Linked DNA regions of Homo sapiens: region 1 is linked to region 2. A link is a loop called in an ENCODE intact Hi-C map of the cell type or tissue named here. Cell type or tissue: MCF 10A. All regions are shown on one strand. Each heading gives the region's core, and the rest is flanking DNA. Links, peaks and the distances in the headings are about the cores only. Region 1 overlaps NTRK2 (neurotrophic receptor tyrosine kinase 2). Region 2 overlaps LOC107987088 (a long non-coding RNA gene).

Region 1 (12,780 bases), core at 3,273-11,272, 150 kb after region 2:
TAGCACTAAAGTTCTGTCTCGTGTTCCTAAGAGCAAGAAGTCTGTGCTGTGCCTTATGGAGAAAATATGTGTATTAGATACACTTTATTCAGATGTGAGTTATGTTCAGGCTGTTGGCCCTGAGTTCAATGTAAATGAATCAACAATACATACTAAATAAGATGTATTTAAACAGAAACGTACATAAAACAAGGTTATGTATTGATCAGCTAATGAAGATGTTGTGACCAGGGTTTACAGGAGCCTATTCCTATATTTCCCCTTGGAGCAGTGATTCAGTATTTGCTAATGCAGCTAATTCAGCTAATTCAATGTAGTGACTTTATAGAAAATAACCACTGTGAATAATAAGAATCAAGTGTATGTGTATGTGTATATCTATGTCTATATCTACATATACACACAGGAAGCAAGAGAATAGTGTGTAAAAACAAATAAATCAGTAAATATTCAATCATATGGATTTATAGATGATCTAATTTTCCTCTTCAAATTTCAAGAATATTTTTAATAACACTGCTTCCACCATGAAAACATTTACAATGGACAAAAGTCAAAGAAACCCTGCTGATTGCTAACAGAGTTCTCTAGTTGTGTTTATAGTTTTTTTTTTGTGGGATCAGGGCCTTGCTACCTCTGTCAAACAGAGCAAGCTGGCCAGCACCTGCCCTTCATGCTCATTCTCTGGAAAAGTTACCTGATCTCACAGTGTTTTAGTTGGCTCTACCAAGAAGTAAGAATAATATTAGGTCTTGCATTAATGGATACTTTAAAATCTTGTGGTAAGTTTCCCAGGGAGATATTCTGATTCTCTTAGGCCTCTAGCACTACGGTAATTCAGTGTCGACTCTAAATTGTTACTTGGTGCTGTGAACTAAATTATGTCCCCGCCAAATTCCTATGTTGAAGCCCTCACTCCTCATGCAACTGCATTGCAAGCAGGGCTTTTAAGGAGGTAATAAAAGTTAAAGGCACCCGTAAGTAGAGCCCTAATCCCATAGAACTTTGTGTCCTTATAAAAGAGGAAGAGACAACAGAGCTCTCTCTGCCACACAGGGACACAGCAAGAAGGTGGCCGTCTGCAAGCCAAGAAGAGAGCCCTCACCAGAACCCAACCATGCTGGCACTCTGGTCTCAGACTTCTAGCCTCCAGGGGTGTGAGAAAATAAATTTCTGTGGTTTAAGCCTCCCAGCTTATGGCATATTGTTAACGGCAGCTAAGCTGACTCATACATTTGGACTGTCCCCTTGACCCCTGGCTTCCCACTGTTTTGAGGACAGAATTTAGGTGTGGAGTCATCATAGGCTAGCTATGTCCTTCTACCAAAAGGCAGAGCTCTTGTCAGGCAGCCCTCTCAGGTATCTACCCTTCCTGGGCTAGATAACCACTCCTTCCCCTTGTCCCTTCAGACCAAGGGGGCATAGGGACCTATGCTATCCTTTGTGTTTCCCTAAAACGTATCTACACCTTTGTCAATAGCCCTTTAATTCAAATCTGTTTCTATTGTATTCACACTTACAATACATATTGTATTGTATTGTATTGTGTGAATACAATTCACACAATTTGTGTGAATATCACACATATTTCCTACCAAGACCCTGACAGGCAGAATCTAACGAAATGTGGGAATTGCTAAAAAGATTATTTTGAAAATATGATAATTCCAACTATTAATATTGTTGCACTGATAAACAGACTGAGACCTAAGAACTCTTAGTTCACTGGTAATAACGTCACATCCTTAAGGTCACCCAAGTCATTGCAAGTGGGATCAGCACAGGACAGCGGCTGCTGCACTGCCTGTGCAACTTGACTTGTGATGACAAATAACGCCAATGTGATGGCAAAAGTGAGACCCCCTTTAGTCTGCCTAGAGCAAAACCTATTAATATTACATTTTTCTTCCAATACTCTATGAATCAGAACTTCTGTAATCTCTGATTCCATTTCTGTTTTTGCCACATCTTTTCCTCCATCTTGGTTCCATTTGCTGAAAAGTCTCCATTGTTCTAGGGGTCAGGAAAAAGGGGCAGGGGGAGTGCTTGTTTAGAAGTGATTGCCTAGCAACCCATCTTCCTTATTCCAAGGACAGAGGCTATTTGCATTTTGGGAAAGAGGGGGGAAAAAAGCTCCACTTCTCTTGAGTCCCAGGGTGAGAATGTCTTGCTGTCCACTCCTCAAAGGAACCTTCCTTCCTCTGAGAACTGCCCCTGGGTGGCCATTCTTTGCCTGCAGCAGCTTGTGTGTGCTCCCCCGGGGGAGGGTGCCGCCTTCCAAGGTGCTCCCAGAGCCGCCGAGGGCAATGAGTGTCTCCTGGCACTGCCAAACTGCAGCCCCAGGCGGCACCAGGACAGGGCTCAGAACATCCTGATCTCATTCAAGTGGGCATTTCTTTCCCACACTGTTCTTTCCTTTTGCAGCTTTCTGTCCTGGAAATATGCCACACCCAGGGGATATCCAGGCCTGCTCCCCTTAACTCCCAAACAGCCGGCGACTTCCTTGAGGCTGCTTAGGGAAAGCTGAAGCCAGCAGGGATAAGGCAAGGGGAGGAGACATGCACCTCCACTTGGAAGTTCTAAGGGGACCTACAAAGGTGGAAACCAAGGGTGGAAACCAAGAGGTTCTCCACATCATTTGAGGATATGAACTAGGTTGGTACTTGGGAAAATCACTATTTCAAACTGGAGAACAGCCCATTCTCCATGCTGCTCAGTCTCCATGTTGGACAAATAAAGGATGTTTCTCTTATAAGTGAGATGTGGAGAGGAATTCAATCTGAGTCCTACTTCTTTTATGCCTTAAAAAGGTAAAGAAAACTCTTGGGCTATCTGGCTCCAAGTTACACAAGAGCTTTAACCTTCTGCAGCTCTAAATTACCATCTATAAAACTGAGATCTATAAAAATTACATTGACAATGGTTGACAATGTTTGACTTACTTTGCACACCACCAAGTAGCACAAGGCATGCATCCTTGGGTGTATTATTTAATAAAAACCACATAACGATTGATTCATTTGCCACCTTATCAAGTTAGGGTATTTGTTATGAGGAGAGGCCCTGGCTCTACACAGGTAATATTAGTCTATAGTATGATAGCAGATATGCGTGGGGTTCAGACACTGTTATCAGGTTTTATGTACTTTCTCATTTCTTGTCATTTTATGTATTTCCACACACACAAACATCCAGAACAAAAAGCAAACCATGAAAGTCTGCATGTGGCTAATAAATAAACTTCTTCTCTAATATGGGGATATTGCTTTAAGAGAAAAGAACAGAAAAAGATAGTATCATCTAATCCTCTTACCTGTAAGGCCAGCAGATAAAATGCATCTTCTGATGATTCATGGGGGTTAAACATAAACAGTCGACAAAGAAATAAACTTTAAAAAATACCATTGAGCAAAACTGTACATTCTGTAGGAGAAACTGTATCTTTGTTTTTTTTAAATTTTTTCCCCTAGTTTTGTAAATTCTCTAAGAATTGATCTTAAGTCTTCTCTGTGAAGACAATATTTTGGTTTAATTCAGTGAACCTGAGTCTTGAGATTAGACTTTTAGAGCTGAAAGGACTTTAGAAATCATCTGATCTGATGAACGCTGTCCTCATTTCACAACTGAGGCCCAGACACAAAGGCCCAGGGAGGGTTAGTGTGCTCAGATCATGTACAGATCACATGGGTGGCACTTAGTGCACAGAAATCGTTATTTAGCACACTTTGGATTTATGTAACCACAGGTGGTTGATCTTATGAATAACAGGAGTACTATGTTTGTCAGCAGGTCAACCTTGTGTTTTATTTGAAAGGGTTTTGGGGTCTGTTTTTGAGAATGAGGAACCTGTTCAAGGGGCTGAAACAGGCTGCCATATTCCTGTTCATTTCACACTCATTACAGTAGGAGTATTTGAGGACACATTAGGTGTTCTGGTACTGAATGAAAAACTAGGGAAGACTGTTATGGCCAAGTGTGTCCTTGGGTGAATGTTCTCTCTGTGGCAAAGTTGGTGAGTTCTGCTGAGGGCCTGGAGAATAGTGAAGCAGTCATCTGGTAAAAAGTTGAATCAAATGTTCTCTGGGTTTCTCTGATCTGCTTACCATTTTCCCCTTTTTCTCTTAACTACTGCCACTTAATTATTCACAGTGAGCTGTGCTTCAAAGCTGTGAACATTTGAACATTCTCTTCTCTGTGACATGGAGAAGCTGTTGGCCATGGTCCTTAAGCTATTTAAATACTTATGTCATAAATATAATGAGATACCAAGACTTTTTTAGAGTAGTCCATGCACATATAATCAATGTCTTTGAAAGCTCAGATGAAGTTTGGCAAGTTTGAAAGAAGGAAGGAAAGCATGGAAAGAGGGCTCAATGGAGAGCGTAGGGAGAGCTGAAATCATAGTTAATTCTGGAAGCAGAGTGCTTCATAAATGTTTCCCTGTGCACAGAGGACCTAGATCTGCTCATATGGGTTTTTGGGGGCTAAAATAAATGTATAGAAATGAGAATATGATTGCTTATTTTAATTGTCTGAATAAAACCAATGGAATCTTTGAGTTATAAGGATCTTTAGGCCTTATCTAAATTTCATATAATCTTAAGACACCATCTTCAAAACTAATGAAAATAAAAATGCATGTATTACTAGGAATTCATTTCTAAAACTTCAAGTTGGTAGTATTTATACATTATAAAGCTAAACCCCAAAAACACATCAAAGTTTTTCCACTGTCTAATGTGTTAAAATTGTGTATATAACACATTTGAGCATGTTAGTTTTCATTAGTTTTTATTGGTTACAGCATATTTCATATTAGTAGTTATATTAACGGTTATAGTACACATAAAGAGATGAAATTGAAATCAACTGTTTACAAAACCAGTCACTGAAGCCCCTTCATAAACTCACTGGGTTCCATAGAACACAATTTTTAAAACACTGGAGCCCTTTCTGCAGCATAATAGAAGATGGAAAACCTACACTTGGACACTTCCCTCCAGTGACAAGGAACTCATCTTTTGGGAAGGCAGCCCTGATACATCACAGCTCTCGTTCTTAGTTCCTCTTTACATCGTGCCAAATCTGCTTCATGAAACTTCTATGCAACAGACACAGTTCTGGCCTCTAGAACCTCTATCCTCATCTATGTAGCAGAAGGTAGCTAGTATGTCCACATTTAGGTCTTCCTTTTTCTCACCCAAATGTCCCCAGCTCTCCCAACTCTCCCACCTTGGCGTTGTTCAACTATTTGGATACCCCCCTATGAATGTTTTCATGCCGGTTAGAGGTGATCTTGAAATACAGATGACTTAAAATCACTTTAAACTTAATTTAATGCACCCAGCTGAATCCTTGGTCTCCTTCCAGACCATTCCAAAACAAGGTCATAGAATGACACCAACTGTCCAGTTATTCTGGCCAGAAATCTATCTCACATCCTTGATATCTTCCTCTTCTTTTCCCTTTCCATACCCAATCCACCTCCAGGTCCTGCAATTTTGCCTCCTAAATAGCTTATAAGTCTTTTCACTTTGCTCTGAATCTATGCCCACCAAACCATCATCTCCCCACTGAGCTTCTGTAAGAGCCCCTCAGCCCATCTGCTTACTCTGGCTCACAGAGTTGCAAAGCCCTACCTCTTTCTGAGAGCTCTTAGTGGCATCTCATTGCTTTTATGATCACAAAAAATCCTCAGCATGGCTGGCAAGGTCCTTCTGCTTCTACAGCTGGGTTTTGCACCTTGGGCTCTATGTCCAGCACACTGGCCATCTGCCATCTCCTTTACCATGTTCTGCTTCTCTTGCCACGGGGCCTTCCTGCTCATTGTTTCCTCTGCCCAGTGGGGAAGGAGCCCAGGGCTCAAAGATGCCCTCCTCAGTCTTCCCAGAGTACAGGAATCTAACCTGGTTAGATTCCCTTATTACAGATTCTCATAGCCCTCAGAATGTTTGTTCCATGCCATTTATCACAGGTCTTGTTCAATATGTGTTTGTGGAATTATTTGATAAATGTCTGGCTCTCTAGGGGGATCATTAGGTCCAGGAGGCTAAGATGTGTCTATTTTTGCTCACTTTTTCCCTCTAGTGCCCAGTGCCTAGCAGGTAAGGTGCTCATGCTCAGCAATATTTGTTAAATGAATTAGCTACATAATTCCTATTTTGATTCTTTCTGTTCCATCAAGAAGAATGACCTGAATTCTAGAAGTGATGTAACAAATATGGTTAAATTGTTCTTTAAATGGAAACTGTTTTAAATGAATCTATGTCTTCAAGCATAGCTAAACACTGTCCCAGCCTGCTCCTTTTGACAATGTAAGTGTGGCACTCACTCAGACAGAAGGAACAAGAAAAAAGTAAAAGTGGAGATGCTGAAGGGGATGAGCAAAGACTGACATAATTTCCAAGAGGGAAAAAGTAGGATTCCAGAAACAACTGATCACTAAACTTGACCTTTGTTCCAGGCTAGATTTTAACATAAACTATTTAAGCATTGTTTGAAAGCACTTAGAAAATGCAGTGATGACCAGAAGCAAGTATGGGTTCTTTAAGATGAAATCATACCAAATGATCATCCAGAAGTAAGTGAAGTTGCTGGATAGGATGGGGGATTGCCTTGGACATGAAGTATATTGATTTCAGCAAGGCTCTTGGGTAAAGTTCCTTGCAATATCCTTGAGAGGTGGAGTAATGTGGGCTGAATTCACAGCTAACCAAACACCAGTGCGTGCATGCCCTCTTAACACTGCCCTGCCCAGCGCTGACTCACCCTGATGCTCTTTATTTCTGAGATATTCTCTTTCTGTATGCACAGATAGTTACAATAATGACAGCTGACATATAAAGTGCCTGCTATGAGGTAGGCACTATTTAAGGTGCACTTAATCCTTACCACATCTCTTTAAGAAGGTATTATTATTATTATTGCCATTTTTTATTTTTTATTATTTTTATTTATTTTTTATTTTTTTATTTTTTGCACTCTGTCCCCCAGGCTGGAGTGCAGTGGTGTGATCTCAGTTCACTGCAACCTCCTCATGCCTCAGCCTCCCAAGTAGCTGGGATTACAGGCGCCCACCACCACACCTGGCTAGTTTTTGTATTTTTAGCAGAGAAGGGGTTTTGCCATGTTGACCAGGCTGGTCTCGAACTCCTGACCTCAGGTGATCCACCCACCTTGGCCTTCCAAATTCCCCTCCTTGGAATTACAGGCATGAACCACCATGCCCGGCCCTATTATTGCCATTTAAAAGTTGAAGAAATAGTGTTGAGAGGTTAAGTCACTTGTTCAAGATCACAAAAATAGTAAGAGGTGGAGCTGGAATTTGAACCCAGAAAATCTGGCTCCAGAGACTATGCTGTTTATGCAATTCTCCTACCCTCATCTCCCTGCTTCCAATGTTCTAGAGTGCTCTTAGCCAGCAGAACTTTATTGTATTATACATGTCTAATGAGCATTCGTGCACTGGTTTACAATGCTGTAAAGGAAGTGTTCTTTACCTGTAATGCACAGATCCTAAAGGGATCCATGGATAGAATTCACAGGGTTCTGTCAACTTGAATTGCATCTCATTTTCATGAACTTTTAACAAAAATTTAGCATCTCTTAGGATTGGCAGAATCTGTGAAGTTGTCACCCATAGAAATCAGATATTTTCATGCCACATTATTATTGTTATAGATTATCTCAAAACATCATTTATGATCATCACTTTGAAATTTTAATAGCTATTAGACCGCCAAAAGATCTCATTATTTAATGTTTTAACAAAAACACGTGTTATTATGTCACCCTTTTAACATTTTATAACTATGCTGAATGCAACGCTGTTCTTTTGTAATGCTGTATATTTTATTTTTTTGCATGCAGAACATTATTTGGTGCAGGAGTGGGCAGGCTTCCCCAGACTGCTAAAGGTCAGAGCCCTATCCTGAGCTATGCAAATTGAGCTTTTCCTGCAATGTGTGTGGCTTACGCCACAAAACTTTTCCTTTAACACAAGTGTTTCATGCTCAGGCAAATACATATGACTCAGAATGGCTGACAAAAGGTAAGCGAGTGATCGTTCTGGACCAACTCCAAAGACACAAAGGAAGCACATGACATGGAGTATTAAAATATGCTTTTAGTGGTGGTGGCTACAGTTGCCTTTAGGGATAGCACGGAAAAAACAGAGTACAGGACAGCAGCCAGTTAGGAATCTGGGGAAGTCTTTTGACCTTCCTAAAGACCTCATAAACACCATTCTAGCCTGGGAGGGTGGACCAACAATGCATGAAGTGTGGCTGCACTTGTAGGAAGTGTTTTATTAATTCAGGAGACATGAAGAAAACGAAAATGTGACGTCAATGTATCATATATGCCCCCACAGCAACATCTTGGGCCCATGCCAAAAAGACCCAAGACAGCATTCACAATCTTTGGAACCCATCTTTGGATTCAAGGATGTGGTTACTCAATAGAGCATCCTTGCAAATATGCTAGGTGTAGCACAGTATATGCCACAGGACTCTGCTCTGTCCCCATTCCCCAATGGCAAAAACAGAATAAATAATACTTAATAATATGTATACTTCACAATTTTCATGGTGGCATCATGACAGCACTCATAGCAGACAGAGCCGACTTCTTTACCATTTTACTAAGATGAGAAGTAAGGTTCTGAGAAGTTAAATGAGTTATTCAAAGCCACACACTGTACACATATTGAAAGTGAGAATAAATCCAAGTCTGCTGTCTGCCTGCCTATGTTCCTTGGCATATTAGTCAGGTTCAGGAATGACCCAAAGCTGGAGAGCTGGTAGGCTGGACAAAAAACCCAGATTCCCTCCTTAAAATAAAGGGACAGACTGACTACTTCTGAAGCCCCTTCCCAATCTAAAAAGCCATGGTTCTGAAATTTGGAGTATCCCTTTTCTTCTTGCAACCAACACAGCTTTAGAACTTTGCTCTGCACAGTGGGCCACTGTCCTAGATGGATCTTTTATGATTACAAAGGGCAGAGCTCTGAGAATACACCAGGCGACCCTTGCCCACCTCTCAGGGAGAAGACTAGAGGAGCCAGGGGTGTGCTGAGGGCACAGAGAAGCTTTCAGAGTGGGAAGAGCATGGAGTTTTTGTTTGAGAACAGGAGCTCAGATGCCAGTCTGCCAGAGGCATAAGGGAGGGCACTTCAGGAAAGTGACTTCACATCCCTGAATATTATTTTTCTCATCAGTAAATTGGAAGATGGCTGAGAGGGTTACATGCCAAGCTGAGACATAAAAGGAGGCCAGGTATGTCAGTCTTCCTTACAAGACCCCACATCAGCCCTCTAAGACATTAACAGGAGTCTTCTAAGGTCGTTGTTCCTACAATGAAGTCTAATGAGTTTTCCAGAAAGAAATTCACTACTTGCCCTAAGACAGCTGGGAAGAACTTAAGCCCCCATGGTAGCTGCAGAAAAAAGCCATACTGAGGTTGGACATCACTCACCCTGCAATTTCTCCTTTGAGTGGATGTTCCCTCCACGCCCTTAACCCCGGGCATCAATCTCTCCATACCTTTCCAAAACCCAGGAAGATTTCTGTGCTGCACACAAAGGCGAGGCATGAGCCTCAAATCCTCCCCAGCTTCCGCTGCAGTATCTCTGTCATCACCAACATGTGAATGAACCAAATTATCTCCAGGGCTGAGGGCGTGGGCCACATAGCTGGGCTCCGCCGTCAAAGGAGCCCAGCGTCATGTTCTCCACCCCCTTATGAGAAGGCTGGTGCTGTCGTAAGGCTGTGAGGGAGGAAGCCAGCCTGGAAATGCCATGTAGGGAAGAAACTGTTCCATTTCAGTGTTCGGATTCTAAAATAGCTGCTAATAAAATGCCTTCATACTGTGACACTTCAATACAGACACCCACAAGGATACCTTGACAAGCTGTTTGACTCTCCACAAGCCTTTTCTTGCATTTCCTGCGTAGGGCCTCCACCAGTCATCACCCACACAGATACACAACCATGCAGTGACAGAGAAGGCCAGCAGGGGTCTGCCTAGACCACCAGCCTGGGAGCCCCAGCTCCTTGTGGAGAGGGGTTGCGGGGCAGGGGCGGTGGTGTGCTCTGTGTTGGCATGTCCAGGAACATGGTGCATCACTTTCCACCTGCTGCTTGCTCTGTCTCTCTTGTGATCCTCATGATGTCTTTGACAACATTACCTAGAGAATGAGTCAAGCTCACCTCCCAGGATGAGAGAAGAGAGCCTCAAATAGCACTTCGTTTACTAACTGATACCGTAAGAAATAGTTCTTGGGTTCATTCGGAAATGTCATGGTTCAATGAACCTAAGCTCTGGTGTTCAAGAGAGTAGGATATGACTGTGCACTAGTGATTAAAATTCAGAGGGTCTTTCCCATCAGAAGTCCTAAAAATCCATTAATTATGGTAATACCATCTCTCTCAGGAAAGTCAAGGGTCATGGTTGAGAGAATTTTTCACAGCAACTATTCTCCTTTAGAAGCTTGATAACTAAGACCTTTTGTAAAGTTACCATTTGAATCTCAGCATAGAGGAGACCGTGTTATATCCTTGTCTACTTTCTGTAAGTCTACCTGAGCAGTGCCTATATAATAGCTCTACACTGGCTGGGCGCAGTGGCTTACACCTGTAATCCCAGCACTTTGGGAGGCTGAGTGGGGCAGATCATAAGGCCAGGAGTTCGAGACCAGCCTGGCCAGCACAGTGAAACCCCGTCTCTACTAAAAATACAAAAATTTAGCCCAGTGTGGTGGCAGGTGCCTGTAATCCCAGCTGCTCGGGAGGCTGAGGCAGGAGACTCACTTGAACCCGGGAGGTGGAGGTTGCAGTGAACTGATATTGTGCCATTACACTCCAGCTTGGGTGGCAGAGTAAGACTCCACTTCAAAACAAACAAACAAACAAACAAAAACATAGCTCTACACTTGGCTGGACATCAGACTCAGCTAAGAAGCTTGTGAAGAATATAAATTCCCAAATCTCATCGCTTTCAAGATGCTGAATCAGTATATGTAAAGTGAAGCCCAAAAATCAACATTACGCAAAAGACACTCTGGGGTATTCAGATGTGTGACCAAGCTTAGGAGCCCATGCAGTAGGAAGTTCTATAGTACTAGGTAAGATCATACTTCCATGCCTCCATCAGCATAAAAAGAATTTCAGACGTTTTCTCTTAGTTGGATATCACAAGCTATTTTATGTTTGATAATTCTCTTCATGGAGTCAAATTTAAACTAGTTGTACCTGGTAAGCAGAATCCCTCAGGCAACATGACTGTGCTAAGTTCTTATGGTCACCAATAGGATGATCAACAGGGAAAGCCACTGCAGCTCTGCAGAAAGAGAAACCCTGGTGTTTTTCACGTCTCTGTAGGTATCCAGTATTATGCTACGTTGATGTAACAATATCTTGGAGTTTTCTAGTCTCTCATACATAGACATATAGACTAGGTAGAAATGACCGGAGGACAGAATTTTAAGAGATTGATATGGAGAGTTGAAAGATGAAGTCAAATCATGCTTGGACTCAGGAGTAATTTTCATCCTGAAGACCCACTACTTTGAAGAGCATCTTCATTTTGAAAGACTTACAAGAAGAATATTATAGAATCTTTCTTGGAAGCTCCTTTTAGGCAATTGTCATGATCTGTAAGAACTTAGGAAGTGCCTACCATTCTGTGAGGCATGTGGAGTTCAAAATTAGAACTTCTACATCCTCCCAAAAAGTACTTGTTAACAGGTCATCTAATTGTATTTATAACATCCATCACAGGCAATAGTCTTTGCGGTTAACAACATTTCTACCTGCTATTTATCCTTTAAGGCCCACCTCAAATTCTGTTGCTTTCAGAGAATTTTCCAGATGTCATCCCACATCTCCCCCCAAATCAGTTTATCTCTGCTCTCCATAACATGTATCACACTGCCTAGTATCAGAGTGATTCATTTACGTCTCTTCTCCCCAGGACACGTGTGGTTTTCCTTGGGGAACAGAATACATCTTACTTGGTATTTATACATTAAAGAGGCATGGTTAAGAACTATGTCTGCAAAACTATCTTGGATTAATTCAGCCATTTCATCCATCCAAGGTGTTTGACCCCAACCATAGGCAAAGACTGTGGGAGAATGTGAAAAGTGGGTAGCATTACTAATATTCTGCCTACACATTTTTTTTCAAAGCCTTCTTGAACCAATTCATTTTTTTAGCCCAGGGAATCTCTCAAAGGTAACAAGTAGGCTAAGATAATTTCCTCTTGCTCAATACTCACTGGAGATGGAGAATACTCTCCTACTTAAGTAATAATTCTGTGTAGGCAGGGAAACTTTAATTGTAGAAAAAGTATTATGTAAATGTAAGTTATTTAATTAAAAAGGAAAAAAACCTTCACAGGAAGTAACTGTCTTAAAGCGATGAGAGAACTTGTTTGCCATGCTGCAGCTTGTAGGCAGTTCACTGGTAGATTTTCAAAATGATATATTCATTATCAAGAGAAATGATAACCATCTTCTGCTTTTAGGCAAGATGGAGTAACAACCAAAAAATGGCTTCATATGTGAAAAAATTGTTTTCATACTAGACAACAGGCAATGAAGGACAGTGAGTGATCTGAGAGATGAGAAACAAACATTGTGAGCTTAATTCATTGAGAAAGACAGAGTGGGGAGCCCAAGAGTCCAACAAGCTCCCTAAGTTGGGGAGATGGAGCTGAGAGTCTGGGGAGATCAAAGTGGCTAGCGTTGAAAGGACAGAATACCAGAGAAGAGAGAGCTGC
Region 2 (12,780 bases), core at 2,012-10,011:
AAGTTTTAGTACCTATTTACACTTATTTACATTTTTGTGGTCTTTTTTCCTCCTATTTCTAGAATCTTTTTTTATATTAAGGAGATTAGCTCTTTGTCCATAATATGTCTTTTGCATATTTTTCTAAATATTTTCATTTGTGTTCTAACTTTACTTTTAGTGTTCTTTGCCATAATAAAGTTTTGGAATTTTATATCCTCAATTTAACAGTCTTTTCCTTAAGAGTTTCTGGATTAGTGTAATAATTAGAAGGACCATTCCCAATATAAGTTTATAAGATACAGTGCTATGTGTTCATATAGTTTTTATGAGTTAGCTTATTACATTTCATTTTTGATGCATTTAAAATTCATTCTGGGTATCATATGAGGTGTGGAATCAAATTAATTTTTTTCCCACGTACATCATTCCCATTAATTCTATTTACTAAGTGGATCTTTTTTTTTCCCACACTGATTTGGGTGAAACCTTTGTTATATATTAAAGTCTCCTATATTAGAATGTATTTCCAAATTTTTAAAATTCTGTTCCATTGGTCTATTCATGCATCAATAATACTGTTTTTAATTACTAAAACTTTAGTGCAAGTTTTAATGCCTGAAATACACTATCATTACCTTTTATTTTTAGAATTTCCCTATTTGTACTAATTTTGGCATATGAACTTTAGGATTGACCTGTCTAGTTTGAAAACACAACAAACAAAAATCACAACCACTAGAGAGTATTCTTGTCTTATTCCTGACTTCAGTAGGAATGCTTCTAATGTTGTCCCATTAAAAAATGATGTAAACGGAATGAATGAGCAATTTTAGAATCATTTTTCAAAAGTATTCATTGATTATTTCTTCCATAAATGAATGTTATATTTTGTTAAATGCTTTTTAGTTGTTGTAGAAAACTATGTGTGTGTATGTATGTTTTCCCTCAGATCAATAAATGTCCTGAATTTAATTAATTGTTCTCTTCATATGAAAACTTCCTTAAAATCTTGAAATAAATCCCATGTGGACATACTATATTCTTTTATGATGCTACTTCTGCCTGCTATTATTTTATTTTAGATTTTTTTGAAACTCATTGTTTTTGCTCATCAATTTTGATATCACAATTATGCTTGCCTCATAACACGAATTTTAAACTTTCACTTCTTTTTCTATGTTCTGGAATATTAAATAAATTGTCGGCTTTTTATAGACTTGGCTGATTTCCTGTAGTACCATCTGGATGTAACACTTTTTTCAAATTTATCATTTTCTACGAAAATCAGTCTGTTGAGATTTTCTGTCTCTTCTGAGGTCAGTTTTGCTAAACTTTTTTTTCCAGAGCTAGTCTGTTCACCCAGGTTTTAACATATGGCATAGAGTTGAACAAAGTTGTATCTTAGGATTTTTCTTTCTTTTTTTTTTTGAGACAGAGTCTCACTCTGTTGCCCAGACTGGAGTGCAATGGCGCGATCTTGACTTACTGCAACCTCCGCCTCCCAGGTTCAAGCGATTCTTCTGCCCCAGCCTCCCGAGTAGCTGGGATTACAGGCACCCACCATCATGCCCAGCTAATTTTTTTGTGTTTTTGTAGAGACAGGGTTTCAACACGTTGTCCAGGCTGGTCTCGAACTCCTGACCCCAGATGATCCACCTGCCTTGGCCTCCCAAAGTGCTGGGATTACAGGAGTGAGCCACCACGCCCGGCCAGGATTTTTCTTTAATATCCTAATTTATGTGGCTAATTTTTTCTTCTCTTATTTTGTACAATTGTACTTTTTTCTTTTTTAGATTTTCTTTTGATTTATCAGTTTTATAAGTTTTTAAACAGTTTTAGGTTTTGAATATATTTATTAATTTTAGTATTATTCTGTTTTCAAATTTTGCTATTTTTTATCTTTATTCATTTTTCCTTCTGTTCTCATTTGGTTTAAATGTTCTGTTTTTTTTCAAAATTTTCTAGTTGAATCATTTCATTATTGTGTACTGACATTATTTAAGGCCGTGAACTTCGAGCAGGTTTATTTAGCATATCTAATTATTCTAACAAGTGATGTTTGAATTAGAAAACATTTTGGTTGGCATTTCCTTTTTGATCTGTGAGTTGTTTCACGATCTTGCTGTTAATTTTTAGTTTTATTGCACTATGATCAGAGATCATAATTAAACTAATAATGAAGATAAAACTAATTTTTAGTTTTATTGCACTATGATCTGTACTATTTGACATTTTAGAATATGTCAATGTTTTCTTTATTGTCTCAATTTTTAAGGTCAATTTTTAAGACTGGACTGTGGGCACTAGAAAAACAGCTTTTTCTCTATTTTCAGAGTATGTAATTTTAAATATAACAAATTAATTATATTATTTAGTTCCTTTGAAGGTTTGCTTTTTTTTGTCATTGATCATCATCGACTGGGAAAGTGAATTAAAGTTCAAACTAAGTATGCGTTTCTTTTTCTCTTTGTGTCTTTTGAAGTCTTTTAAATTAATAAATGCTGAATCTATGTTATTTGGAGGATATACGTTCACAATCATAATTGCATATTGTAAATGCTCACTTTAGCATAATGAAGTTCTCTTCCTTGTCTTAATTTTGTGACATAAATTCTACCTTCTCCAATATTAATATTATGGCAACCTTTTTGGCACATGTATCTGGTATACATTTCCTGTCCATTTACTTATGTCTTAATATATTTTTAAATGTTGAAATAGTTATAGATTCATATATACACAGAAATGTGCAAGTGATTCACTGAACCTTTCACTCAGCCTTCTCCAATGGTAACATCTCACATAAGTGTAGCATAATATAAAACCAGGAAAAATCCACAGAGCTTACTCAGGTTTTGTCAATTATATATGCATTCATTACTGTGAGCATGCACGCAGGTTTACCTAATTTTATCATGTGTATAGATTCGTGTATGGACCATCACAATCAAGATAAAAAATGCACAAGCACCATAGAGCTTCTTTGTACTACTTTTTTATTCCCCCCATCTTCACACTATCTTTAACCTCTAGTAGCTAACTTATCTGTTCTCCACCTCTATAATTTTGTTTTGAGAATGTTATCATTAAAATCATACAGTATGTAAATTTGAGATCAGCTACTTTCACTCACTTGAGGTTTATTCAGCTACTTTCACTAACTTGAGGTTTATTCAGTTGTTATAAACGAGGTTTATACAAGTTGTTGAATATAAAAGGAGTTTGTTCCCTTTTATTGCTGACTTGTACCTCATGATGTGAATGTGCCATTTTGTTTAACCATTCACAAACTGAAGAACATTTGAGTAGTTTCCAGATTTCGGCTGTTATGAATAAAGTTGCTGCTATGGTTTGAATGTGCCCTTCAAAGTTCGTGTGTTGGTAACTTCATCTCCAATGCAACAGTATTGAGAGTGGGAACTTTAAGAGGTGATTAGATGGCTGGGCGCAGTGGCTCATGCCTGTAATCCCAGCACTTTGGGATGCTGAGGCAGGTGGATCACGAGATCAGAAGACCGAGACCATCCTGGCCAACATGGTGAAACCCCGTCTCTACTAAAATACAAAAAATTAGCCAGGTGTGGTTGTGCACACCTGTAGTCCCGGCTACTCGGGAGGCTGAGGCAGGGGAATCACTTGAATCCAGGAGGCAGAGGTTGCAGTGAGCCAAGATTATGCCACTGCACTCCAGCCTGGCAACAGAGCAAGACTCCGTCTCAAAAGAAAAAAAAAAAAGAGGTTATTAGGTATTGAGGGCTCTGCCCTCATTAATGTCATTATCATGAGTGTGGGTATGTTATCTTGAGAGTGAGTTTCTTATAAAAACGAGTTCAGTTCCATCTTGCTCTCTCTTTTTCTTCCTTTCTCTTTCTCTTCCTCTCGCTCTTCATGCACATGAGTGAACACTCTCTTGCCTTTCCACCTTCCACCATGGGATGATGCTGCAAGAAGACCCTCCCAGATGCCAGCTCCTCAGTGTTAGATTTCCCAGCCTCCAGAATCATGAGAAATAAATTTCTGTTTATTAGAAATTACCCCGTCTGTGATACTCTGTTACAGCAGCATAAAATAAACTAAGACAAAAAATTGGCATAGATAAGTGGGGCTGTTGCTATAACAAATACCTGAAAATGTGAAAGTGGCTTTGAAACTGAGTAATTGGTAGAAGCTGGAAGAATTTTGAGGAGCAAGCTATAAAATGCCTAGATTGCCATACATGGAGCATTAAGGGTGATTCTGGTGATGACTCAGAAGGAGAACAAGAGGTGTAAGGAGGGCCGGAATCTTCTTAGGCATTACTAAGTGTTCATGACCAGAATGTTTGTGGAAAAATGGACAGTAAAGGCCATTTGCGTGAATTCTTAAATGGAAATGAGGGACAAGATATTGGAAATTGGAACAAAGCCATCCACGTTATAAAGTAGAAAAGAACTTAGCTTAATTGTGTTCAGGTTTGAGGGCTTTGTGTCAGGCAGAACTTAAGAGCAATGAAGTAGAATATCTGCTGAAAGAAATTTCTAAACAAAATATTGAAGGAGCTGTGTGGCTTCTTTTAACTGCTTATGATAAAATGAGAAAGGAGAGTAATGCTTAAAGATGGAATTTATAATTTAAAGGAAACCAGAACGTAAAGTTTGCAGCCTAGCCATACAAAGAACAAAAAAAGAGTGTGGCCAAGCAACCCTTTGATAAAGGAATTAGTATAAACAGAAAGAAGACAAGGTAGTTTTGTACCTTAGTAATATGTACAAAGGAATATGTACCTTATCTGCTAGTATCAATGTTTAACCACTTAAAAGTGAAGGATAGAAACCTTGCTTCTGCTTAGCTCCCTTTGATCTCTCCAATTTTTTTGTTGTGGCAAAATACAAATAACATAAAATTTACCATTGTTATCAATTAGTGCATTCACAGTATTGTGCAACCATTACCACAACCTAGTTCTAGCACACTTTCATCACCCCCAAAGGAAACTCTGTACCCATTAAGCAGTCACTCTTCATTCTTCCTCTTCCTAGTCCCCAGAAATCACTAATCTACTTTCTGTCTCTATGGATTTGCCTATGCTAGATATCTCTATAAATGGAATCACATAATTTTATGTCTATTATAGTGTAATATTTTCAAGGTTTATTCATGAGTCGCCTCAGCACTCCCTTCTTTTTTATGGCTGAATCATATTCTAGTTCAACTGCTTTGTGAAAGAGAAGCTTCAGCTGCTGAGTCATTATATATTTGTGTCCATTTAGGGATGGGACTATGATGAAGTCAATGAGTCAAGTGAGGCATTTATTTCCAGCCCTAAATGTAAAAGGGTGCCAAAAAACTCAGTAACCATGATAAATAATACCTTAATATAACATTAAAGAATTCATTCAAAAGACATCTGCTGAACAAAATATCACAATTTTAAATAAAGACAGGATCAATATACTGATGTTTCCTTTTGACTTTGTTTCTAGAATGCTTGGCACATCACTTTTATTGGGGCTACATTTACTGAAAATTTTGAAATTTTGTTCATCATGCATTTTTACATTAATTTTGATTTTAAAAAATATGATATTAAGAACAGTATTTATCTTGATAGCTGAGCTTTTTGGTGCCACCTTAAATTTGGCATGAGAGGAGACCGTCTCATTTGCCTTGTCTTAATCCTGGTCCCTTGTCTATTTGTCCCTGCAAACTAGCTTGCCCTTATATATGCTAATAAAACAAAATAGGATACCAGAAGGAAGAAACAAAGAACAAGATAAGATGATTTCTGAAATGAAATTAAACTGAATTAAAAATTTAGTGAAAGTCTTGAAAAATAAAGTCCAATCTTCAAGAAAATATAACAAAGGCAATGATATAAAAATATGAGAGAAAATATTTTTTAAAAAATTAGGAAAATACATTAGGAAATCTAATATCAGACTATTAGAAATTCCAGAAGAACAAAATGAAATACCCAATGAAGCAGAAGTATTTATTAAATAAGTTATATCAAAAAATTTATAAGACCTCAAAGACGCATTCCCCTCCTAGAAAGGCCCAACAAATATCTATCTTAATAAATAATAAAAGATTCAAACTTAGTGATATCATTGTGAAACTTCAAAGCACCAACAATAAAAATATATCAAGGGGGAAAAGGCAAAACACATTACAAACAAAGGAATGAGCATCAGAATGTCCTCAGGTTATTGAAAGGACACGTTAGGAACAGCCAGGGCATCGCTTGTTTGCCCTCCAAGATACTCTGCCCCATGCTGGATACGTGCTGTGACTCATTGTGAATGAATGAATTATGTCTGACAATAAAAATACAATAAAGTTAAATGACACTTGTGGATAAGGTTACAGGGATAAATCTGAACCAGATAGTCTCCAACTAAAATTGCAATTGAGATTCTGAAATACTCAGATCAGGTGGGAGGTGAGTCCTATCCTTAGAATGCTGTGTGAACAGGACTCTCCCTTTGTCCACGTGGTTTCTTTCACAATTATACACAGTATAAGCTCACAGGAGCTGGGACCTGTTCTATGTGTTCATTAAGGCATATGTAGCAATGATTACATGGCAACAATTAGTCTTTTGTAGTAACTTATTAAATGAATATGTGAATGAGCATTTTATCTTAAAGGCTCATCACTCATTGTCCTATAAGGAAGGCAGGTACCATGTAAACAAACTGTTCATAGGTAAGCTGGAAGTGAGGAGAATCCTGGCGTGGCATGAATCAGAACTGGCACAGATCACAGAGGGATCGAATCTTTTCAAGTGCATGTTGAGAATTTGGATGTTTTTCTTTGGCCCAATTCGTGGTACACTTTTGGTTTTAATTAATAACATACTTTAATAAAGTATTTGGGAGCACAGAACAATTTAATAACCCCCCAAAATGCTTGCTATGAGGGCTCATTTCTAACACAGGCCCCTTTATTAGTTTTAGGTTTACTTGTATGTCTTCCAACAGTTTAAAATAACTGTTTCCAAGAAAAGTCAACACATCTATTTTCAGGATTTGAAGAAAATATATTTTTGGCATTTATATAGTTTCTGTCTCATTTTGGTGAGTTTCTGGAATATATTTTTGTCTGCTTATTTCTAATGCCTGTAATGAACTGAATCTCTCCTTTCATATGTATGTGCCCAGTTCAGTGTTATGAACCCTGGAAGGTCTCAACTAAATGCTTTTCAATCAACTCACTGCCATTTCCATTCCTGGTTTCATTTGGAGTAAGAAGTGTCCTCCTGTCTTTAGCAGATGCCTCGAGGTACTTGACAGCACACTGTTGTGAAAAATTTTAACAGACACACAAAGTAAGGTGAAGACTTCTTCATTTTACCTAAAAGAAATGTCCCAATTTTAAAACTACTCCCAGATCTATCCCTTCCCTGTCCTCAGGAAGAGGGAGCACAGCAAAGCTGTGTTATGTTTCTGCTTTAAGTCTTATGAATCTGATTTTTCATTATTTTTTTTAACGTTTCCCTGTGGTAAATGTAGCAAATAAGTGCATGTGATTGATTCATTTCAGCGACCGAGGCAGTTTTGCATTAGAAACAGGCCAAGAGAAGTTTTTTAGAAGACCATTCTGGCAAATTGGACTTAGCACAGGATTTGACTTGAAAGGGCAAAATTAATGGTAAAGTGGGAAAAAACTATTTCCTTATTATTAAAAAGAAAGTGGTATATTGTATATAGACTAGCACCATCATTCTAATGCAAAAATTGTTCCTCTCTCCTGCTCTGTTTCTTCATTCTGTGAAGAAAAGGTGGAAGAGAGCAGAACTAATCACATCCTTAGAGTTCTCTTAGCCTAGGAAAACTTTAGGCCAATACTACATTTTTTGCTTTTATTATTTTTAATTGATACATAATAATTATGCATGTTTATGGGGTACAGTATGATATTTCGATACATGTATACAATGTGTAATGATCAAATCAGAGTAATTTTCATATTCATATCTCAAACATTTCTCATTTCTTTGTGATGTGAACATGCACAAGCTGTTCTTCTAGCTATCTGAAAATATACAATAAATTGTTGTTAATTATAGTCATCCTACAGTGCTATAGAACACTAGAACTCTGGAACAGAATAGAGAACCCAGAAATAAATCCACGTATTTAAAGCCAACTGATTTTTAACAAAGACGCCAAGAACATTCATTGGGGAAAGGAAAGTCTTTGCAATAAATGGTGCTGGAAAAACTGGGTATTCATATGCAGAAGAATGAAACTAGATTGCTATCTCTCACCGTGTACAAAAATCAACTCAAAATGGATTAAAGACTTAAATGTAAGACTCAAACTATGAAACTATCAGAAGAAGACACTGGAGAAATGCTTCAAGACATTGATCTGGGCAAAGATTTCATGGAGAAGACCTCAAAAACACAGGCAACTTATGCAAAAATAGACAAATGGGGCTATAAAAAGCCAAAAATCTTCTGCACAGCAAACAAAACAATCAACAGAGTGAAGAGGCAACCAGCAAAATGAGATAAAATATTTGTAAATTGTTCATCTGACAAGGAATTCATGTCCAGAATATACAAGAAATTCAAACAAAACAAATAATAATCCAACTAAAATGTGGGCAAAGAATCTGAAAAGCATCTCTCAAAAGAAGACATAGAAATGTCCAACAGGTATGTGAAAAAAAATGCTCAGTATTATTAATCATCAGGCTGATGCAAATCAAAACCACATTGCAATGTCAACTCACCCCAGCTCGAATGGCTATTACCAAAAAGACAAAACATAGCAAGTACAGGACAGGACGTGGAGTAAGGGGAACTCCTATATACTGTTGTTGGAGTGTAAACTAGTACAGCCATTATGGAAAACAGTATGGAGGTTTCTCAAAGAACTAAAAATAGAACTACTATGTGATCCAACAATCCTCTCCCTGGGCATATATCTAAAAGAAAGGAAATTGATATATTATAGGGATATCTGCACTTCTGAGTTTATTTGCAGCACTATTCACAATAGCCAAGATATGGAATCAACATAAATGTCCAACAACAGATGAATGGATAAAATGTGGTGCACATATACATACACATATATACACACACCATGGAATATATACACTATGGAATACTATTCAGCCATTAAAAAAAAGGAATCCTCTTATGTGCAGGAACATGGATAAGTTTGGAGGACTACGTTAAGTGAAATAGGCCAGGTGCACAAAGACAAATACTCATAATCTCACCTACATGTGGAAGCTAAAAAAGTTGATCTCATAGAAGTAGAGTGCAGGGTAGTGATTACGAGAGGCTGGGAAAGGTGAAGGTGGGAGAGAGGATAGCTGGAAGTTGGCTAACAGCCAGTGCTACTTTAAGTGAGATCTGTGAATCAGCTGTCAGTCCTCACAGTGGTGGTTACTGTTAACGAGACAAAGAACTTGCAAGGGAATGTAAATCTATTATTACATCACTAAATACACATTTTGACTCAGCTGAAATTCACAACAAAACTTTCTTGATGAAGTAAGTAGCGTGTTGATTCACATTCTGGTGCAAGCTTCTTACCCCAGTTGAACTGACAGTTTGGATAACACTAGTGTAGTCCATAGTAGAAGGAAAGCTGCTGAGTTGACTCCTGAAGAAGCCACTGGCTAGTTTTAGTTGCCAGCAATAGCGACACAATTAGCGTAGGTCAAGAGGAGTTTATTTCAGGCATACCAACATGGGACCTCACGGAAACCCAAGAGGAGGAGCCATCATAGATTTAAGCCTCAGAAGCTAGATCCAGAGGCCAGGTCAAGATCCAAAGGACCCTAGCAAAGGCAGCAGCAAAAATGTGTGGACTTGCATGATGTGAAGTTTTCCCCTAATTTGGTCTTCAGGTCTCCTTTTGAGAGTGGCCATCATCCAAGATAGCCACTCTCTAGGAGAACCCTGACCAGGACAGAAGTTGGGTTCAGGTGTGTTGGTCAGGTGAGACAGAGGAGGCAGCACAGCGAAACACATGGAGAAACAGAAGCAGGGTTGTTTTTTTTTTTTTTAATTACTTATGGATTCCAGACATAAGAGGGCTGCACACCTTACAGGGCCAAGGGCAGGGAAGAGCTGGGCAGGATAGGCACACTCAATCAGGCAGGTGGGGAGTGAGAGAGAGAGAGAGACTGAGGGACCTGAGAGCGAACGCCTTTACTGGGGTCCCAGGCATGACTCAAGCAGGTTTCCCATGGGGAGTTCTAAGGAGTTCTTGTCGGTGGGATTGAAGGAAGCAGGCAGAAGCTCCAGGGAGACATGCTGTGACTGAGAGGGGGTCACTGTGAAATATCTATGCAGTCCATGGGAAATATGGGGGTCAGTGGGGTGTCAAGTAGGTTGTATCTAGTTGTCCCATACAAGGGTGGTCACCAGAAGGTGGTTACATAAAGCAGGTGTCTGACCACCTTGAGGAACTGGGAGGAGGTGGAGAATTGGAGACTGTGTCAAGGGTGACTGAGCCATGCTTCTAGTATGAGAAAGTCCAACTTAGAATGAATCCTGAGGCAACATAAAATTATAAGAATTCACTACACATACTTAATATGGTTCAATTAACATGATTTTGAGGCATTTCACTTTTTTACTTTTTCTGACAGTTTCTGCTCTCCCCTGACTCTGGATCTTATAGTGCCCAGCACTTAATGAATTGAATCTGAAGACAATATTTGAGGTCATCTTTTTTCTTAATGACTTGCATCAGAAGGTAAAGGGAATTTGGAGTCATTAAACCTCTGCAGAGGTATTTTGGGAAATACAAGGGCTTAGGTGATGTACTGGCAGAATCCTTTACTTTCCATTAGCAGTGATTTCAAATAACATTTGATGAAGGTACAGAGAACAGTGCCAGTCACTATAGATAAGAGAAGGATGAAAAAGAAACAGATTGAAATAGACCAAATTAATTACCTGAAGGACAGCTCTACATTGCAGATGTGCTTTGTCTGGCCTGCATGTTGCCTTTACACACACACACACACATCTTTCCACACACATATACACATGTGGGTTTATCTAAACATACTATTTGTGTGTGTGTGTGTAGTGAAAGGGAAATAAAAACTTGGGACCCCAGTTCACTCTGCCAAAAGGAAAAAATTAAGCTGAAAGCTGAGTCACGCAAGAAGCTGCCTTTCCTTTTATTCCTAAGCAGAGAGCTTACAGATCAAAGGTTAAATATCTGCACAGGTAGCCACGTATGTTCACCTTATCTTACGTAAAGTGCAGATTTACTGAGCGTCAGAGAAATATATCATTAACTATTCCCCTACCTGTTGCTTTTCCCTTGCAACATGTGGATTCAGTAATGTGACCACACCCTCCCTCTTTCTCCTCCAGCCTGCTTTCCCCCTTTAAATACTGAAGCCCTCAAATTATCTTTGGAGAAAGGCACAGACCTGTCTCCTGGGCGTGCGTCCTTAACCTTGGCAAAATACACATCTAAATTGATTGAGTACTGTCTCAGATGCTTTTTGGTTTTCTCTCTCTATATAAATATATATAGAACCATATATACGTGTATATATGATCAAATATATATAAATCAAATATATAAAATATATAATCAAATATATATATTATATATATATAAAATACATATATATATATTTGAATTTGCCCATGTTCTATTGAGTTGAACTGTATGGATTCATTTCCTGTGGCTACTGTAACAAACTAACAAACTTGGTGTCCTGAAACAACATACATTTATTTTCTCACAATGCTGGAGGCCAAAAGTCTGAAATCAGTTTCACTGGGCTGAAATCCAGATGTCTCCAGGGCTGCACTCTCTCCAGACACTCTAGGGGAGAATCTATTCTTTGAGTCTTCCAGCTTCACGTGGCTCTGGCCCTCCTTGACTTATGGTCACATGTCTCCAACCTCTGCCTCTGTGGCCCACATCCTCCTCCTCTTCTGTGTGAAATCTCCCTCTCTTCCCGGTTATAGAGACACTCATCACTGCACTTAGGGCCCATCCAGATAATCAGGATAACTTCCCCATTTCAAGAAGCTTAATTTAATCACATCTGCAAAGACCCTTTTATTTTTTTCATATGAGGCATATGCTCAGGTCCCAGAGATATCTTTGGGGACCATTGTTTAGCCTACCATACCATATGAAATTATTATTTGACTGTTTTTAACCTATAAAAATAACTTTCATATGGTAAAACCTAACACTTGCCAGCAGATAACTCAAATGTTCTATGAAATATAGGTTTCTGACTTTTCTTGAATAGTGGGAAGATCTGGACACACCCGGTCCCAGTCCTGAGTAGGAACATAGCTGGATGTTGGCAGCATCTGCTTCTGTTCACGGCTTACCCGTGACTTCCACTCCGTTGTCCTGTCCATTTGGAGACTTATTTGACCTCCGAATGGGTATCAGCTTGTACCCTTGACTTTGAAGCCAGGCAATGTTGCAACATTCACACGCATTTATAATACAAAGCATCAAGAAAACCCACAAAGGAAAGATATGTTTGACTGGTTCTCATGGGTTAATCAGGCAGAGATTGGGGTGGGGTAGAGGTGAGGGCCTTCTAATTAGGTGAGCACAGCATGGAGGTTGGAACGTGTTAGCTGCTAAGCCACCTCAGGGCACTGGAATCTTCACTTCATTAACCCTGGACCAGAATCAACCGAATCGGCAGCTGGCCCATTCTCCATGCTTTTGGAAGGCACAGGACATTTGTTCCAACAGCAACTTGCAGACACAAATGATAATGCAAGAAATAATAATTCTCAATGAGGATGTAAAAGAAATACATAATTTTGATTGCTTTTCTTGTGGTTCC

What was found. Peaks named below come from ENCODE experiments on the same cell type or tissue, not always from the same donor. Only the 100,000 strongest peaks of a DNase experiment are listed, where the experiment ranks them.
Region 1: a loop joins it to region 2, with 1.8 times the contacts of the local background. A loop is called at or near these places in 2 of 110 quality-filtered maps.

The regions. Positions count from the first base shown.
Region 1 is chr9:84,964,561-84,977,340 of GRCh38, reverse strand. The region is part of intron 17 of NTRK2 (neurotrophic receptor tyrosine kinase 2); the gene reads right to left. Among named protein-coding and RNA genes, the nearest start is that of NTRK2, 300 kb to the right of the region's middle. In MCF 10A, for the core only: no CTCF peak of the experiment used is centred there; DNase peaks (open chromatin) are centred at 6,710 and 8,050.
Region 2 is chr9:85,111,613-85,124,392 of GRCh38, reverse strand. The region is part of intron 1 of LOC107987088 (a long non-coding RNA gene); the gene reads left to right. Among named protein-coding and RNA genes, the nearest start is that of NTRK2, 450 kb to the right of the region's middle. In MCF 10A, for the core only: no CTCF peak of the experiment used is centred there; a DNase peak (open chromatin) is centred at 5,202.